Regions from separate parts of the Mus musculus genome. Here region 1 is linked to region 2. Evidence: chromatin contacts called from ENCODE Hi-C data. All regions are on one chromosome and are shown on one strand. The core of a region is the stretch at or near the end of the contact, and the rest is flanking DNA. Distances in the headings are between cores, read along the strand shown. Region 1 has its middle 59 kb from the start of Tcf12. Region 2 holds the start of Lipc (lipase, hepatic).

What was found. Hi-C counts contacts between places; a loop is a spot of excess contacts on that map.
Region 1: a loop to region 2 is called in a map of T-helper 17 cell, with 6 times the contacts of the local background. The contact joins the enhancer-like site here to the promoter of Lipc in region 2. A Hi-C loop is called at or near these places in 1 of 37 maps with a recorded cell type or tissue (T-helper 17 cell).

What each region holds. Positions count from the first base shown.
Region 1 is chr9:72,168,518-72,172,378 of GRCm38, forward strand. No RefSeq gene overlaps it. Among named protein-coding and RNA genes, the nearest start is that of Tcf12, 59 kb to the left of the region's middle. Within about 2 kb of position 1,499, at least 1 of the 3 ENCODE cell types and tissues checked has a DNase peak (open chromatin) inside an H3K27ac peak, as active enhancers do.
Region 2 is chr9:70,932,351-70,936,332 of GRCm38, forward strand. Lipc (lipase, hepatic) reads right to left here and starts at 2,458. Exons shown (of 9, transcript NM_008280.2): 1 at 2,126-2,458. The coding sequence starts at 2,210. All of the region lies in intron 2 of Gm32017 (a long non-coding RNA gene), which reads left to right.

The DNA of each region.
Region 1 (3,861 bases), core at 249-2,748, 1.2 Mb after region 2:
CCCTTTTCCTGGCTTGCTGATGGCCTGAGGATATCAGTGACTTTCTCAGTGTGGGACCCTGGGTCCAAGGAGAAAGAGCAGCTCTTATTCACAAGCAATGGGATCTGTCTTCCTCTGAAAGGCAACACAAGCGCTGGCCGTTGTTTCCTAGATCCAGACTCACCCCAGTCAGGCAGGTGGCTGCACAGGGGGCTTTTCTGAAAACAGAGTAAGATCAGACACATCTTACTGCTATGAGCATCTAAAGATTTCAACCGAGACAAAAAAAAAAATAAAGACAGACACACTGAAAACCAGGAAAAGACACATACACACATACACACACACACATACACACACACACACACACAAAACCTTCAGGAACTTAGAAAGCCACATGTATCATACAGACAGAGGACATTAGGTAGCTTGTTAGAAATGAGCAAGCTTGGGGCTGGTGAGATGGCTCAGTGGGTAAGAGCACCTGACTGTTCTTCCAAAGGTCCGGAGTTCAAATCCCAGCAACCACATGGTGGCTCACAACCATCCGTAACGAGATCTGACGCCCTCTTCTGGTGTGTCTAAAGACAGCTACAGTGTACTTACATATAATAAATAAATAAATCTTAAAAAAAAAAGGTTTAAAAAAAAAAAAGAAATGAGCAAGCTTGAAGCTCATTGAGGGTGGACCCTTCTGTCAGCATTAGACTCCATGTCTTGGTACGACACAAATTTTAAGGAAGAGGGACATTCCAAAGCTGCTCCTCCCTAGAACTGAAATATCATGGTTGATGGGCTCTAGCCCCTTTGCAAATGGCAGCAGAGGTTGAGAGCGCCCTTCTATGAAGACAGCAGGCGCCTCCCTTGCCCAGGCAAGCACAAGACCTCTTGCGATAAGGAGAAAATCCTGTTTTACAACCTCAGGGGTACAGCCTGAAGCCAGAAGGTGAAAATAACCAGGGTACATCTGAGGATAGGAAGTAGCGACCCACAGTGAGATGTTGAGCTGTGTGCTTATGGAATCTAGAAGCCCATCCCTTGTAGTTGGGGTAGACCCTCTCTGCTAAGCCGGCTCACCACCCAGAAAAGTATAATATAACCTGTTTGTTTGTTTTTTTTCCTCCTCTGTCTCCCTCTTTTGTACACTGCCTAAAATCTTAATCCTCTGTCCTTATCTCTGTCCCCCCTCCCCCCTTTCTCTCTCTGTTTGTGTCTGTCTCTCTTTCTCTCTTCCCCGCCTCCCCACTCCCACCCCCAACCCCATGCAGCTGCTACCAGACTCCTTGAAGCCCCTGCTTACTTTCCCCCTGCTTAGAAAGGACAACTCTCTCTTCGCATCTAGCCACGCTCCCTTTGTGCAGCAGCCTGAGACCTCCAGCCTGCCTGACCCACCCGTCACATGATGTCTTGCTCTCAAACTCCAATAAAAGTGTCCTCAAGTTTCCTTCTGAGTCTGTTTTAAATTATTTTATTTATGAGACTAGGGACCTGCACAGGGGACAGTGTTCTCCTGTGATAATAGGACACACGCAAGCAAAGATCTGAGGCGAGTCCGCACACTGCTGGCTGACCTCCAGGCAGGATGCAAACAGGAAGTAATATCTAAGGCGGGGTTGTAAACAGCCGGACTAGGCACAGAGGAAGCACCGCAGCACCTAGCTCGACTGCAAGGCCGAAAAGAAATATTTTATCCTCTCTTCCCCCTTCCTGTCTTTTTCCTCATTGAATCTTTTCTTTTTCCCTCACATCGACCAAAATCCTTTAAGCAGGAAAACATCCTACAATAACGAAGTTTACAGATAAGCAAACAAACCTGAGAGTTAATTCCTAGAAAACTGTCCCAATAGAAGTGCTTTATGCTGAAACAAAGGGATGCCACATACGGAGTACGAGTACCAGGAGGGGCTCAAAGTACAGCTGGAAGGGAAGGTACAAACCGCCATGCACACAGCCCTAGTCCAATCCCCCTCCGGTGGGGGTGGGGGTGGGGGTGGGGGTGGGGGGCTACGGGTACTCATGGCGGTATACACCTTTAATCCCAGCACTTGGGAGGCTGAAGAAGGAGAATTGTGTGTTTGAAGTCAACCTGAGATACATTGCAAGCTTAAGGCTCGTGTATGCTACATTCTAAGTCCCTGTAGTCTTGTTTTATATTCTGTGTCAGGACATTTTTCTATCTCAAACTTCTCTTCAATAAGATTTTTAAGACTGATGCTCTGTGTAACGTTTCCCTGTGTCTTGTTTTTTTTTTTTTTTTTTTTTTTGACATGTTCATATTCCTTGAAATATTTTGAGTAGTATTTCTGGAAATTGAATTTTTTTATTCTTTAATTATTTTAGTATACAATATAATGGCATTTTATCCTGACATTTTCATATACAGCAATGCATCTTGATCACAGTTACATTTACTCCCCAGCCCCTCCTGCCTTCCATGCTGTGATCCTCATCCTCTCGGCCCCCTGTGCTTTCACGTCTTAAAAATATATGGGGCAAGTGCGTGCGTGCGTGCGTGCGTGTGTGTGTGTGTGTGTGTGTGCCTGTATGCATGAGTTTGTGGTGTGTGTGTCTGTGTGTGTGCCTATATACATGAGTTTGTGTGTGTGTGTGTGTGTGTGTGTGTGCATGTGTGTGTGTGCATGCATGTGTAGTCAAATCTAACCTCCACGTATGAGAAACAAGCAGCATCCCTTTTGTGCCTTCAGAATCCTTCACAGAAAGCCCTGGTCTATGCAACTATTTCTCCTGTTTTCCCCTAGAAGTTTCGGGGTCTGGGGTCAGTTCCCTGAATTGCCCCTTCTTATCCTACCTACCTTTTACCCATAACCTCTACTGTAGACTTCACACATGAAAGAAAACATGCTTATTTTGTTTAACATAATGATTGCCAATTCCACACATTTTCCCGCAGCTCACACAGTTTTTATTCTTCTTACAGCTGAGGAAAGCCCTCTGCTGTTTGTTTATCACATTCTCCTTACCCAAGCATACGTTAGTAGGTTTCTGGGTTTCTGGGCTGCTTCCATATCTTCACTATTGCAAACAGTGCAGCAATAAATGTGGATAGATGACTCCACAGCTAAGAACACTGGCTGCTCTTGCAGAGGACAGATTCCCAGCACCCATGTGGTGGCTCACAACCATCTGTAGACCCCAGGGGTTCTGACTCCTCTTTTGGCCTCCAGAGGCCAAAATGCATATATGTGGTATGCATCTATAAAGGCAGAACAGCCATATACATACAATAAAACAAAATGAACACTTGAACATCACATCTTAGCTTCCTTCAGTCTTCTGGATACCCAGAGTGATACAAACCGAGTATGTGCTAGCTTGTTTTTGTTTTTAAGGAGCTCCCATCTGAAATCTGTAGTTAGGGTCCCTATTTCCCTCATCTTCTTTTTCCCCCAGATGGGGGGGGGGGTCTCTGAGTAGCCCTGGCTCTCCTGGAACTTTCTATGTAGATCAGGCTGGCCTTGAACTCACAAAGATCCACCTGCCTATGCCTCCTGAATTGCTGGGATTAAAGGCATGCATCACCATGCCCATCCCCAATTTTGTTTTCTCTAGGAGATCTACTCAGAATGGAGTGAGACGGACTCTCAGCTGGCTTTTAATCTTTGCCTCTCCAGTGGCTAAAAATGTTGGAGAGTTTTTCATACATTTGCTGATCAATTGTAGTTCATCTTTTGAGAACTGTCTATTCAGCTTGTTAGGTCATTTGTTGATAGAATAATTGTGTGTGTGTGTTTACAGAATCTAAGTTATTTCTCCCCTCTCAGATATATTGTTGGCAAAGATTTTTCTCCCATTCCATATGCCGACTATTCAATCTGTTTTTACTTTGCGGTGCAGAAATCTTTTAAATTCCCAGGTCAATTT
Region 2 (3,982 bases), core at 1,208-3,707:
CTGCACAGGCAGCTGGGCACGAGCTCTTTCATGATCACTTTTCTCCAGTGGGACTCATGGCACGCCATGCTGTGGTGGAGAAACATGCGCACCCATAACTGATCGCCTTCATTACACTCAGCGGGCTGCCTCATACATTGGATTTGACACATATGTGGATCATTCCCATTCCCTTCTGCCCATAATATAAAAATATTTTCAGTAATGTTAATGAAAAAGTAGTAATTGTTTTCTCAACTCATTCTTCAGTTTTAAAGCAATGGACAGATTTAAAGGACAGTGTTTTTTGGTTTTTTTTTTTGGTTTTTTTTTGTTTTTTTTTTTTAAAGACTAACTTCCAACTTTAAGATAGTCAAATACAATAAAATTACTCTGGTGTGAACTCAAATTTTTACTTGCCAAGCAAATTCTTAAGCTTTACAGTTCACAATCTGTCTTATTCATAAATTTTTAAACACAAGCAAAAAAATCTTAGTGGACGGGTATCACATTGGAAAACAGAATTGAAGTAATGTGAACCCTGAACTTTCAGTTTTACACTTGCTTCCATCATGTTTATTTTTAGCTTCCTGTTTAAATGTGGGAATGGGTATTAAGTACCAGGAGGGCTGGAGACATGAAATGTGTCTGAGAGAGGAAGAAGGATTCTGAGCCACTACACGCTCACTCCCATGGGGAGCACACATCCGTTGTTTCTGAGCTCCAAGACTACGTAAGTAACATGTGCATGGGTGTGGGAGAGCATGTGCTGCACATGTGTGGTGGTCAGGGGATGGCCTCAGGGTTGGTCCTTGATTTTTTTACACCTTGCTTGGGACACAAAGACCAAACGAAGAAAGAGAACTTCAGACCAATCTTTATGAACATTGATGCAAAAATACTCAATAAAATTCTTGCCAACCAAATCCAAGAACACATCAAAATGATCATTCACCACGATCAAGTAGGCTTCATCCCAGGGATGCAGGGATGGTTCAATATACGGTAATCCATCAATGTAGTCCACTATATAAACAAACTCAAAGAAAAAAACCTCATGATCATTTCATTAGATGCTGAAAAAGCATTTGACAAATTTCAGCATCCTTTCATGTTAAAAGTCTTGGAAGAACAGCAATCACACTTAACCATTGAACCATCTTTCTAGTTCATCCTTGAGGAAAGAAAAGTTTAAGTCTCCGGTGGATATAGATGCTCAAGTCTGTGACCTCAGTGCTCCTCAGTGCTCAAGAGGATCTCAATGTCGACCCTAGCCTGGGTTACACAGACCCTGTCTCCAAATCCATCCATCCATCCATCCATCCACCCATCCATCCATCCATCCATCCATCCATCCATCCATCCATCCATCCATCAAAATTTTAAACATTCTAGGCCAGCAGATCTTCATGACAATGGGCACAGAAGCAAGGTTCCAAACCCCTGTCTAATTTGGTCAAGTTGTCCAGTCAATCCTACCATTTACTGATCTAACACGCCATTCAGCCAGGAACCTGGACCCCATCTGCCTGGCAGGGCATGGAAGTCTATCCTTGGCCATCACTGTAGTTTATAAAGCCATGGACTAAAAAGACTGATGGCGGCGGCTCCTTCAGCTCAGGAGAAAAGCTTTGCCAGAAAAATGTAAAGACTAGGAAACATGCGAATGACATCTCTGCTTTAGGCAGGACTAGAAACAGGACTCAGATTCCCTTCTCTTGGGAGAGAGCAAGGCGATTTCACAACCCCAATAGGACAGAGCGTTTGATGGCTCCCAGATGACAAATTAGAATTCAAATGAACTTTAAGGATGATCCCAAGTCTTTCAGGTCATTGTCTTTCAAGTCTTTCAGGTCATTGTCTGCTGAAAAAAAAACTTTTCCCATGGTGTCCATATGACACCTGTAAGAGGCCACACTGCCCGTTACAGGGGCTTTTTTTTTTCCCTGTCATCTACTCTCATCTACTCTTTTTGAAAATACGGTCCCTTTTACAAAGTGCTACACAGCTCTGGGTACCTTGGGAGCCACTCATAGAACCACTTCATGAGCTCTGAAGCAGATCCCATCCCAATGTCAATCTCTGCAACACAGTCAAGACCAAAAAAAAATTCACGGCCATTTCTAGAGAAAAGATAAACACTTACCTGTTCCCACGCCTTGTCCACAAGCACTTGATTGGATAAAGATGCAGAACACCAGGAAAATGGAGATTTGGAGGGGATTTCCCATGTCTCTGGCCTCACCTGGGGTCTGAGGTCTTCTTGCTAATGTCTAGAACTAAAGAGACCAGAGTGCTTCTTGGTGCTCAGCTGGGGAAGGCCCCCATTAATTATTAACCTTAAAACACGTTACCTAGAATTTAAACACTTTCTTTACCTTCTCCAGTCCAAATCTATCAATATCTAGATTGACCCACAGAAGCACTTTTTATCTCGATAAGTTTTGGAAATAAAACACCTCGCCAGGTCTTCTTTCCTCTTGAGCCAAGCTCATAGTTCAGAATCAATCAATTGAGAGTCAGTGTGCTGTGTTTGGACATTTGACCAAAGGTCAGCTGGGTGACCTCTGTATTATTGCCTGCTTTACCGCCCCCCCCCATAGTACTTGAATGGGAGGTAGTGTCGTGGTCCTGGTCTTTCTAGTCGCATGCCAATCCCAAAGAGAGATGAAAGCCCCCACCCCCAGGGACTCTGCTTCCTGTTGAGTTCAGCCATGTTTCTGGCACCTGTGGTGTAATTGTGATGGGGCAGCATGTCTTATAGCTGAAAGAGGAGCTGGAGCCTGGTGAGGTCAGGTTAAGAAGGAACTGGGTGAGAAGCAAAGACCAGAGTCTCGCTGAGGGCCCCGTTGAGAGATACCCCAGGATAAATGCACTCACTGGGTTAATTAATGTCCAGCCAAGAGTAGAGGGCTGTGAAGCAAGGTCATTCAGCAAAAGCAGGCAAGAAAGGGTGTGATGTGCAGCTCTTGCAGAGTTCTTGGCTCTCTAGTGTGATTTAAATTTTGTTGTTGTTGTTGATTTAGTATGGACACACTGAACAAATAAATGCTGTGTGTTGAACACCACTGTGTACCAGGCGCTGTTGTTGGCTTTAAAGAATAGTTAAGTGAATAAAGTAGGCAAGCAGTCCAGTCCTTGTGGAGTTTACGTGCCGTGGGCAATGTGGGCATGAGAAGGATTATATGGTAGAAAGCAGAGATGCATGTTTGAGAACTATTTGGCTGGGAATATAGCTTAGTTGGTAGAGTGCTTGCCTAGCACGCATGAAACCCTGGGCTGGATCCCTAGTATAGTGGCTTTGGTGGCACATGCCTATAGCCCCAGCATTCAGGAGGAGGTGGGAGTGTCAGGAGTTCAAGGTCATTTCTGACTCCACAGTGAGTTCAAAGTCAGCCTGTGCTAGATGACACCCGGCAATAAAAAAATAAAGTACAAATAAAGAAATACCAGGGGTGATGGAGAAGGCAGTGGTTTAAACAGAGTGGTCAGAGTGAATCTTGCTTGGAAGTTGTACCTGAAACCAAGGCTTGAGGGGAGTGAAGGGGCCAGTCTGCGGGGAGAAAGACTTTCAGACAGTTAAGGCAAAGGTCCTGAGATTGGAACATGTTTGGTGTGTTCCAAGAACAGAAAGATGGCCCGTGAGCAGGGAGACTCCTCTGAAGGGGGTACAGAAAGGACTCAGACATATAGAACAAAGGAGCAAATAATTTGATCTGTGTTGTTTTGCATGTGAGCAAGGCTAAAGAGGAGAGCTGACTGAAGAGTGAGCCAGGGAGCTGTGACGATGGCTGGTGTGATGTAACCCTGGGCCTGGGTGGGGGCTGGGCTGTTGTTTAGAAGTGGGACTACTAGACTCCCTGGATTGCTGGGAGGGAGGAGGTGAGAGGGGAGTGAAGAATGACTGGAGGCTTTGGGGTTCAGCAAATAGATGAATGGGGTTACCATCCACGGAAGTGATGAGTGAAACAAGTCTGGCAGGGGGAATGAGGAGCAATTCAGG